3 separate regions of the Mus musculus genome follow, and regions 2 and 3 are each linked to region 1. Evidence: chromatin loops called from intact Hi-C (ENCODE). Cell type or tissue: left cerebral cortex. All regions are shown on one strand. Each heading gives the region's core, and the rest is flanking DNA. Links, peaks and the distances in the headings are about the cores only.

The links. A loop is a pair of places that touch in the nucleus more often than their neighbours do. Peaks named below come from ENCODE experiments on the same cell type or tissue, not always from the same donor. Only the 100,000 strongest peaks of a DNase experiment are listed, where the experiment ranks them.
Region 2: a loop joins it to region 1, with 3 times the contacts of the local background. A loop is called at or near these places in 3 of 42 quality-filtered maps.
Region 3: it touches region 1 in a loop (2.8-fold over the local background); 2 of 42 quality-filtered maps call a loop at or near these places.

What each region holds. Positions count from the first base shown.
Region 1 is chr3:109,777,443-109,783,813 of GRCm38, forward strand. It overlaps Ntng1 (netrin G1), which reads right to left. Exons shown (of 8, transcript NM_030699.2): 8 at 2,608-5,469. The coding sequence ends at 5,240. Among named protein-coding and RNA genes, the nearest start is that of Gm25681, 83 kb to the right of the region's middle. In left cerebral cortex, for the core only: a CTCF peak has its summit at 4,960 (motif pointing right); DNase peaks (open chromatin) are centred at 4,125, 4,344, 4,987, 5,336 and 1 more place; H3K4me3 peaks cover 1,622 bases; H3K27ac peaks cover 788 bases.
Region 2 is chr3:109,935,633-109,938,132 of GRCm38, forward strand. All of the region lies in intron 2 of Ntng1 (netrin G1), which reads right to left. Among named protein-coding and RNA genes, the nearest start is that of Gm25681, 73 kb to the left of the region's middle. In left cerebral cortex, for the core only: no CTCF peak of the experiment used is centred there; DNase peaks (open chromatin) are centred at 1,444 and 2,198.
Region 3 is chr3:109,913,022-109,915,521 of GRCm38, forward strand. The region is part of intron 3 of Ntng1 (netrin G1); the gene reads right to left. Among named protein-coding and RNA genes, the nearest start is that of Gm25681, 50 kb to the left of the region's middle. In left cerebral cortex, for the core only: no CTCF peak of the experiment used is centred there; a DNase peak (open chromatin) is centred at 1,340.

The sequences.
Region 1 (6,371 bases), core at 3,872-6,371:
CAAACAAAAAAAACCAAAATAGAACAAAACCACCCGGTTCTTAACAGGACTTCAGGTGTTTGCTTTTCTTTCACTTTGTTTTAATCAAGCAGGATGGCTATCTGTGTAACAGACTTGCTCTACCATGGTCCCCTCAGAGTGGCATCAGGGATAGCTTTGGCATATGATGTTTGTCAGGTTCTTGACACATTTGTGCTAAGCAGGAATTTCCATTTCTATTGCCATAGTGGTAAGAAATGTAACAATTATTTTTCCTTTCTTTCCAGTTTTATTTCCCTCCAACAAGAAAATTTGTAATTCCAATTAAATAATAATTAAAATGACATCTCTGGAAAAAAAAATGGGACTAAGTTAAGAAAATGAGGGTTATTTTTGCTTCGGATCCTCTGCAGTTTGCCTGGGCTAGTCTAGCTAAGTGTTTAGTGCTAACATAATTAGGTTTTGTAGAGTAATGTTATTACTCCATTTTAATTCATCAACCAATTAACAGCAGCTTTGAGGTGACCAGAGAAAGCTGAAGGGAGTGGGATTCCAGCAGTTACTAAAGGTTTGAATGCTTTAAGAGGCCCCTCAAAATTGTCAATCTCTTCTTGTAGAATTATTTTAGAATACACTCTAAAAGTGTATTAAGGACGCCATTTTTCTTATGTAAGAGAACTTAAATAACTGTATATTAGTCAATATTAACTTGCTTTCCACAGATGTTATTTTTCAATTTCTAGTTAAATGCAATAGTGGGGTTTCTGCAAGGGGCATGCCTGTGTTTTTCCCTCTTGGTTCTCCGGAAGCAGAATGAAGACGGTCGCCTGTGAGTCACACCGCACCAGGTGTTGAGAAGAGCAGACGTTCTCTGTGTTCCGGAGACTGTTTGGGGAAAATTCAAAATATGGAAGTTGGCATTCTTACTTTTTTTTCTGACATCATCTTGTGTTTGTGTGCAGTTTATGTGAGGAGTTTGTTGGCATCTACTTTAGGTAACTGAAGAGAGAGAGAGAGAAAAAAAGCTACTTTTAATGTAAGAAAGTAAAAATAAAGTTTAAATAAAAAAAAAACCCACTTTATATGGAAGTACTCAGAACTTTCAGAATGTTTGTATCAAAGAAAGCCTTCATGTTTTTTAAAAATACCACTGAGAGGCTGGAGAGGGGGTTCAGTGGTTAGATGCACTGGAGAGGTGGTTCAGTGGTTAGATGCACTGGTTGCTCCAGCAGAGGACCTAGGTTCTTCAGTACCCACACAGCAGCTCATAGCCACCCTAGTTCCAGGGCATCTGACTTATTCTTCTGACCTCCAGAACACGATTGCATGCTGCACACAGACACATCCATGCAAAACATCCATACATAAGAAACAAACAAATAAATAATATTGGCTAGAAACCAGTATTGATTTCCTGAGACAAATTATTAGACTCCGGGTAAATTGTTTATAATTAGATTTTGTGTTAAAATCCCAGGGATAGCTCTTTTTAAAAATTCTTATATATAATACACACTTCAGTTAGGTTTCCTTTGGGGGAAAAAAAAAACCCTTCTTTTTTAACCTCAGCTTTTCCCAACTCTTGGGTAAGTGGATGTCACACCCTCCTTATCAATAAAGGCTGGGAGTCAAAGTGGTAGGTAAATAACTCATTCAGGTTTCTGAAGGTAGACTTTTAAATCATTCTGGATGTTAAATGCATGTAGACAGTTGCATATGTTATGAATATACTGTGTAACCCCGAGCTTCCTAGTGTCCTGTTCAATCCAACGAGCACAGAAACTGCCACTGATATTTGACTTAGAAATAAACACTAGGTAAAGTCCAACAGACCATTTCCCAGGGTCAAGAGCATCCTATTTGTGATCATGGGGTTTTTATATTCCTAGATGACTAGAGTATTGGTGGTAGAGGAGGAAGAAGATGGAAGTAAAGATCTGATTTCAGGGTTTCTATCTAAAGATTCTTAGAGGCCAGTTAAGTCACAGGTCCAGGAAAGGGTGGATAAGACACAATACAAACCACTGAACTGTGGAATCTATATCTTCTTCAGTCTATGTGCTCAAGTGTTGCCTTTGTGCTGCCTGCCTACAGGAGGCCAGCGTCCTGTGGGGACATCTAATTAGACTGGATAACTGGGCCAAGGCAGAGGAGGGTAAAGGTGGCCGTTCTAATATTTGCCCTTAGGCTGTGTGATCAGTCTTTACCCCTTCATGATAGGTAAGATAGATTACTTAACTCCCTGTCAATAGCAAAACTTTCTAGAGAGCTGACATTTTACCATGCCCCACCCCCACCACATCACTTCCTTTTGAGTTATATACACATCAGTCCTGGGAGGAATGCTACTCCTCCTTTGTAGGGCAGTTGACAGATGCCATGGGATCGCTGTATTGCCCACATTATTGAACCTTCCAGGAAACAACTAAGAGCTCCAGCCTCAAATGTGAATACAACTTAGTCCACCCTACCTGCCTCCGTCCTGTCTCAGAACAGAATATTACAGATTCAAAGAATTCTAGAAAGCAGCACAGAAAACCCTGTAGGCTGATATTTTTTTTTTCTTAAAATGAATCGACTTTTAAAAGAACCAGATTTAAAAGAACATTTCATTTACGTTTGTTATATACCTAAAAGTGAATTTTTATTAAAAGCAGATCACATCACTTCAAGAAAATCAGAGAACTATATCTAAATACACTGAATGCAAGATATTCCTCCTCAATTTAGATTCTTATAGCCTCATAAAGATAAAATGCAGATGAGTTGATTTAAATCAGGCCTTCATTAAATTTCAGAATTAGCTGTCGGAATCCCACGTATTGAATTGTGCAGCGTCTGATTCCTGATCATTGTGACAAAGCTGTGTGACTGGATAATGATAAAGTGCACCATTGCCAGAAATAACACAGTCTGCCTTTGGTTTGTGCTAATAAACTATAAGACAACTTAAACTCCATTTTAATATCAGAAATCCACCTCATTAGAAGTAATCTCACACTCTGTATGCGATCAGAATTTTCATGTGCATTCTTTGGTGAGCTGGGAATATGATTTTCTATTTATGCTTCTAATGTAAATCTGCCATTTCTGGTTGGCCACTCTGGCACTAAGCCAAGGCGCTAATTTATTTCCATCTTTCCCTATTTCTTATATCAAAAGATGCTGTTGGTTTGAATAACAAACATCCAATCGACTTGGACGTGGGGTGGCAGGCAGAGCAGGAATTACCTGCTTACCTTTTATTGCCTTCTTTGAATTGGCTTTTCTGGGAACAAAACCAATAAGACATGCTGTTCCTTCATCTAGTTTTGACTCGGTTATTTGTCAGAAGACATTGTTCCCCCTGCTTCCCCCTGGTTCAAGCGAGACTGGCGGTAGGGTGAAGAATTCAGCCTGGAACGAGGCTTCTGACCTAATACTGTCATTGGTTATTGTCCCACCAAGTCATGTAGGACTTCATTGTCTTTAATCTTCTGGTTTGGCCTCATAATTATTTCTGATTCCAAGAGATGCCATTGCTGACACATTTGTCACCTGCAGGGTGGCAGTGTGCCGGGATTGAACATACATTGTTTCAGCCCCTCCAAAAACTTTGCAGTGATTCTCCACCCGCCCAGCTCCCTCTGCTGTCATGTACAGTAATTGGCCTAATAAAAGGCAGAAACAAGAATTTATTACACCTTGGGCAGTACTTGAAACAGACTTTATTTTCAGGAACAGCAGTTATGTCTACTTGCTGCTGTATATTTTGATATTTCATTTAAATACTTAGAATATATTCAAAGTCAAATTGCTAATCACTCAATTTCCCTGCTGCTGTCCTGGTTCCCCAGGTGGCCTCTTATGATACTCCATGTAAACACTGTATTTGGAAGGATACATAGATCGGCATCCCTAGAGTCACATGATCACCATAAATCTGTGAAAATAGCATGACTTAAAAATAAAAGTCTCTTAGTGCTCTGCCAACAGGCTTTGGCATAATCTTGGCAATCACTTAGATATTTCTTTCTCTCTGTTTTTGTGGTTATAATTTTTTCCCAGGTGGAAAATAGTCTCATATTTTGCAGACGTTGTCCAAGCTAGTGACCATCAATCCGTCTTCCTGGTTATTAAAGTTGTCAGCTGACTGTGTTCAGTCCACACAAAAATCAGTGACGTGACTGGGAAACTGCTGGGTGGTTGCTCCTTTCGTCTTAAGAAACGGCCATACAATTTCCTGATAACATTTCTGCAGGAATTTTTATTCTTTAAATCTTCCAGTGTTAAAGCAACAAGAAAAAACATTTAAAATGTCCTTTGGTGGAATCTTATTACACTTGCTATATGTAAACCGATATTCTTTGATGCCAGCACGCTCGTTGCCCTTACAGAGAAATCTCTGCATGACGAAACGAAACAAAACCAAAGAGGACCAAAAACTCAAACATCAGTCAGTCTTTGCTGATTCGAATTAGATACATTAACAGATTGTCTGGTAACATAAATTGGCAATAATACAAAAAATCTACATATTACATTATTTCAAGAAAAATAACTTCATTTGAATACAAAAGGATAGATACACTTTCTCTTTTCCTCTAACCACTCTTGTGAAGTGGACGTGAGCTGGCACTGGGACCGCAGTGCTGCTAAAATATACAGGGGTATGACTGGCTTGCGCTTTGGAGGGGGCTGTTACACGTGTGTATCACTAACATCAGACAAAGAAATCTTTCAACCAACAAGGGTTACAGAGCAACGTTCACTAAAGCACAGGTTGGAAGGGATTTGGGGGTCGGGGGGACTGAAGCAGGCCAATATGGCAGCTTGTAACAGATTTCCTTATACCCACAATGCACCTGACAGCGAAGAATGCTTTTATTTGGTTGGCCCACACACTGAGCAGAGCGGTACTAGGGTGCACCACGGTAGAGTAGCGAATGTTTTTAGGTTGGTTGATCAGTTTGTTTTCCGTCTTTCCTCTTGGGGGCGCTCTCACAGCCTTTCCAATCCGCAATCAGCTCTGCAGCTGGCAATGAGATTTGCAGTGAGAATAGCAACAGCTGCCAATTCCTCTGGAGTCAATGATGAACAGTCTCAACTCCGATGTGCGATGTGCTGTCCGGTTCTGAGAGATATGGCTTAGTTCAGTTAGGCCCTCTTCTTTTATACACTGTGTTGGAGTGGGTGTGCGTGTTTTCTATGTCAGTGGCAATCGCTTGGGTTGTGTTTGCTTCCCCACAGCACAGGCCTGTCGGAGGGCTGGGTGTGACCCCTAGAACACCAGGGGACCGGCAGTCCCCAGCAGCATGGTCAGCAGCAGCAGTGCTGGGGAGCCCCGCGGGGGTGCTCCCTGGCCGGATTCGGAGCCACAGCTGCCCGCCTCTTCGCACCGTAGCTTCTCACAGAGGATGCCGGTGTAGGCGTCTGGGCACGCGCAGCGCACATTGTTCTGGCAGGTCCCTCCATTCTGGCAGTGCAGGAGCTCATTGTCGCAGACATTAGCTGCAGAACGAGGGGAGGGAAAGGGAGGGGAGGAGAAGCAGAATCAATTTAAGTTCATCTGGAACATCATGTTTTCAGCTTTAAAAAAGAAATTCTCTATCGATCTTGTGCACCCCCCTTCCCTCCACAAACTAAGCATGTGACTCCAATTTCCAAACAAATGTAGTCGGCTGCCTTTGTTTTGATCATATTAGGCCTTTTCATATAGGTTTCCCCCTCCCCTTCCCCTGCAATCTTGGTTAATCTCCAGTTCAGGCTATCGAATTTAAGGTAATGCAATGCTCCTGGTTTGGAAATTTTTGTGTACGTGAGACCTGTTGTGACCTCCTAGGTTTTTTTTAAAGGACAAGTGCCTGATACAAGAAAACAGAACCTTGAAGCCAGATGAGTGCCGTTTAAAATGCAAAGCAGTGCTGCTAAAATGACCAACAACCTCTAAGGTCAGGACATCCATCCATCGTCCCTGAACCGATTCCAGCCTTTTCGTGCATGCAAAGAGGCCACAGGGAAGCAGGGGAATGCAGGGTTAGGATGTGAGAAAAGTGGCATGCTCCAAGCAGGCAACAGCCAGATGGAAGAGGAAAAGCTTGTTTCGTGGGAGGCATGTGAGGAAGAGCAGTCACATTTGTCCCTGACAGCCCAGCAGAGTTTTTTATTACCTTGTAAATATGGGGAGTAGAGCCCAAGGTTACCTTGATTTGGGAACAGTAATAAATGCAACGGTGAAACCCTGATTACCAAAATTTCATTACATCCATCAAGGAATAGAATCGGGTTGGAAAATCAAGAAGCAGCTCCTGACTGAAATCCATTCACAGCCTCTGTCACAGAACTTTCACCTCTAATAATTTCTCCTATCGTCAAAATTCCCCTTAACCTCATTAATTCAATGGCTTGTATTC
Region 2 (2,500 bases), core at 1-2,500, 150 kb after region 1:
TCAAAGTATGAGGACAGTTTCTTTATCCCATGTGTGTTAGACACAGAATATGATCATAGAGACATAGAGAGAGACTCATAACTGCCTAATGCCTCAAGCCTTCTACTTTCTCCTAGGAAGGCTGGGGAAATCCTTTCTTGACTTGACATTCCTTAGAACATGGTTTCTTTTTATTATCCATTTTTTGTGGTTATCATACAATTATATCATTTCTCTCTTTTCCTTTCCATCTTCCAACTCCTTCCATGCATCCCCCTTGCTCCCTCTTAAATTTATGGCTTAAATGTGTGTGTGTGTGTGTGTGTGTGCATGTGCGTGCATGTGTGTGTGTGTGTGTGTGTGTGTGTGTGTGTGTGTATTATGTATTTGTATGAACATTTTTAGGGCTTATCATTTGGGATTGGATGATCAATTAGTGTGTTCTTCCCTAGGGAAGATTATTCTACTCTTAGAATTCCTTAGTTGTCTCTAGTTCTTTGTCTAAGGTTGAGGGCTTCTGAGAGGTCCCCTTCTGAGCGGCATGTCTCCTGATGTCATCCTTATTCAGGTCTTAGTAAGTCATGGTTCTTTAACAGCTTACTTTTCAAGCAGGGTTTTAGAATTAACCATGAGTGATAGATGCCTAGCCCATGTCCTCTATAGCCATGGCTCCCCTCATTAACATTCAGCTTCCTCTTGGCTTTGCCCCCAGTCCATCATACTTAACTGGGTCCCTGCTTCATAAAGTCTGGTTTTAAAACATTTACTTTATTCACCACAAATCATTAAAATGTGGTACACTGCAGGCTCTGGGGCTTGGTCCAAACATCTGGCATCCTAATAGCTAGAGATGAGAGCAGTGCTCAGGAATGTCTTGGACTGAGAATGCGTTCCAAGTAATGGAGCCGGGAAGCCCACTCTTGTTATGCTGCAGTATCCTTGAGGGATTGGTTGCGACACCCAAATCTGTCTAATCTACAATCCAAAGCATTTGCATATTCCCTCCACATACTTAGATTATCTGGAGATGATTTAAATGTAAATGTTATGTAAATAGTTACTACACCGATTCTTTTGGAGACATTGACATGGAATAATCTGTATGCTTGCAGTGCAGAGTCAACCATCCTGGGCTTGACAAAACAGCTCAGGAAACCATCAAACAAGGCACATTTGTAGAATGAGGACCTGTAAATGGCAGGAGGATGTGACACAGGGTGCCGTCACGTTGCTTATTCTAATGAATCAACACAGTGCTCTATGTGGGCAGAGTCATATATTGCTGTTGGTAACTTTCTGCATACCGCCCCCCCCACTCCCCATGTCTTCTCTCCATGTGTGGTTGACTGCAGATGTTGATGGTAGCTGTGGAGCCTTCAGGTTGTGGGGCAGCAGCTCTAAGCGATGAAGAAGGTGCTGCACCAAAGCAGACACTTGTGCGTTTGTTACTTTGCACCAGCCCAGAGGCAGCTCCCAGCGGATGTTGATTATTATTCTCCTTACAAATGCTACTTCCTTTACAACCCACTCAAACAAGAAGCTGGAAATAGAGCTCCTTGTCATGTCACAAGTTGTAATACTGTTTCTGCTACACTAAATGCCTCTTCTAAGCTGTAATACTGTTTCTGCTACACTAAATGCCTCTTCTAAGCTGTAATACTGTTTCTGCTACACTAAATGCCTCTTCTAAGCTGTAATACTGCTTCGGCTACACTAAATGCTCCTTCTCAGCTTCCAACAATAGAATCTATAGAGAGTGAGACAGTATTTCTTAATTCTCCTTTACAAAGAATGGCAAATTATAGCATAGAAAGTCCACTATTCAGGTATACTGAATAGTTTTTCCTTATTTTCAGCGAATGTATTACAAGACCCCCAGGAAATACTGAAAAAGTTCTGGTCAAGCTAAGCCCAGTATATATATTTTTCTCCCCTACCCCTATTTAACCTATGAAAAAATATTTATAATTTTATACAGTAAAAATCAACAATGACTCATAATTAAACAGAACAACACATTATAATATAAACTATGTGAATGAGATCACTCTCAAAATATTTTTATATCCTCTTCCTTTTTAGACAGATATGGACTGTACAGTGTCCATGTGATGAGATGCTATAAATGGGGGATATGGGTGGATGTTCTTGATATAGTGCTAGGCTAGCGGGATATGAATACTGTGAGGCTGGGGATTGCTGCTCTGAGAACTGAGCCTGCTACTCAGTGACTAATCAGTGGGCAGTCTCTGCAGTGTGAATACAAAGCTAATGCTATTCTTATCCACAAAGGGTGGGACAGAGTCAAGCAGAAAGAGACTCCATCACATTACTTACAACAGTGCACAATGCGAACCTTAAACACATTGTTTGTTTATGGGTTTTTCCATCTAACATTTTGGACCCCAGTTGACCACAAGTAACTGACACTATGCAAAAAGAAACTGTTCCGGGCATTTGTGAGCATCATTGGCTGGAAGAATTGAACTTCTCCTATGGTTTTCAGTCTTTCTCTTGGAGT
Region 3 (2,500 bases), core at 1-2,500, 130 kb after region 1:
GTATTGTGTCACAGTTTCATCAAATATTTTCATATTTATTGACTGATCAATATTGGCTAAAATTTGGCTTTCAGGTTTTTTGTTTATTTAATTTTATTTTGGTTTTTGTTTTGTTTTTCAAGACAGGGTTGTTTCTCTGTGCAGTCCTGGCTGTCCTGGAACACACTTTGTGGATCACATTGGCCTCAAACTCACAGAGATCCACTTCCCTCTGCCTCTCAAGTGCTGGCATTAAAGGGGTGAGCCACCACTGCATGCCTCAGTAGATTTTTAAAGACTTTGTATTTTTGATAAAAATAAGGTTTTAGTATCTGGAAGGAGTCAAATAAATATATATAAACAAAACAGATAGTGAAGATCGTTACTACATAAGTAGCAGCATGAGGGTGCGGTTCTGCTAGGAATGTGTCTCTGTTGGGAGTGTGTCTCTACGGTAGTGTCTTTGCTGGGAGTGTCTCTCCTGGGGATGTGTTTTGGCTGGGGGTGTGTCTCTTCTATGATGGTATCTGATCTGTGGGGAGGGTCCTGTGAATGTCAGATGGTTAGAGGCTCAAGAAGAATCCTGAAGAACAAGGTTGATTTGAGGAACAGGAATAAAGTTCTGTGACTGACTCAAGCTAAGGAATCAGAGGGCAAATACCTTTGGAAAAGGCAAGAAGTGAGAGACAGGGGTTCAGTGCTGGATGTCAGAGGTCAGTGCATGTTATCTCAGACACTGGGGGACCACCGGAGGGTGTTAAACATAAACACATTATGATTTAAGTTTCTGAAAATAGCATTTGAATTGAATAGCAGAACACTGATTTTCATGAGCTCCAAGCCTTACTGACAGGGATAACAACAACAGCCAGGTTTTTCTGTGAGCTTTTTAGGCACTGGACATATGACACATCCCCAACTCATTAAAGGGAAGCAACGTTTATTTACATCAGCATGACATGGGCTGATATGCTTGAATTAAGTCATTAGATGACTATCACCTGTGGCCATCATCAGGAGCAATGGGAGAACTGTGAGCACTATGAATAGAGACATAAGGAGGAAGCTAGCATGGCCTGCAGGAGGCAGTGGGGGATACCACTGACAAAGGAGGTTCACAACAGCAGACATCCTTTGGTAATGAGAACAGGGTCGGTCCCACATAGAACCTGGGGAAACTGAGATACTTATAAGGCATTTAATAAGGATTCCAGTGAAGGGAGATTGGAGGAAAAGCATGACCCAGTCACCAACGAGCTATAGCAGATCTCAGCTGAATGCAATGCATGGGGCTGGCACCTCCTGAACCCTTCTAAGCTATCTATTAACTCTCCTACGTGAGAGATAAAGACATTTCCCCAAGATGCACAGATGGAGAGACAGGTTAAAGCCACTGTGCTGAGCACGAAGGTTCCTGGCAGAGGCTGAGATGCTCCCCCACCCCCGTGGAGCCATTTTGGTCTCACTATAAGTCTGTCTTTCTGACTTTCCTGTCCTTGCTCTTCTTCATTGCTCTTTGTCCTCCAAACCCATATCATGCCACTTCAGCTATGCCTTTCTAGGATCAGTGCAAGTCTCGCAAACAAAACTCAGTTTTCTAGGATGGGAAAGAGATGATGTCTGGGGAGACAGGAAACTAAAATAGAATTGCTCTTCTTTCCCTATTATTTAAAGAAAAATCTATGTTTTGATTCTTTATAAATGAACATACAGTATAAAATCCTAGCTATCATAGGCCAATGCTAAAGTGATCTTTCAGCAATTTTGATGAAATGTGTGTAAAATAAGGGGTGCTTTGCAATCAGTCCCCTAAATGCTATTCTAGTTCCATAAGCCAGGATCGGCTGCTTTTTAAACCTGCTACTGAACATTTATCTTGGATATAAATATTTCACTTGTTTTGACATCTCTGAAGAGCCTTTTTTAACTCACCAAAGGGGGGGGGGATCTAAATATATATAACGTATTTGTGAGACTACCTTAAAAGAAATGTTTGAGATCCAGAGAAGACTCCACAGCCTGTGTAGGCAGGATGTCAATCAGAAAGAACCACAGGCCATGTCTGTCTGGGCCACTGCCTGGAACATTCTTCCTGGGAGAAGTCTCACTCAGCTTTGTCTCAAATGAATGATCTTTTTCTCCAGCCTATGTGGACCCCAAATATTTCACAAAATTACCTTCATGCCCCTGGCCAGCCCATTCTATCAAACTTCTACTCCAATAAAAGGAGATTTTCCTTAGAGAGTTGAAGTGTCCAGGGAGCAATCGTCCCCCAAAGCCACATTCTCCATGGAGGAAAAAAAAAACCCTACATTCTTTTCCTGTTGGCCATAGGTCTTTAGAGTGCAGGGTCATACTTTCTCTTGTTCATGCCTATAGCCAATCAAAGGCAGGACCCTGACAAATCATGGTGGAACATGTCAGTCACACAGAGACACTACAGACTGCAGACCCGGTCAAGGCTTTGTGGCTTGCTACTGGTGTTGCTAATGCTCATTCATAGGCATAAGGCATACTAAGA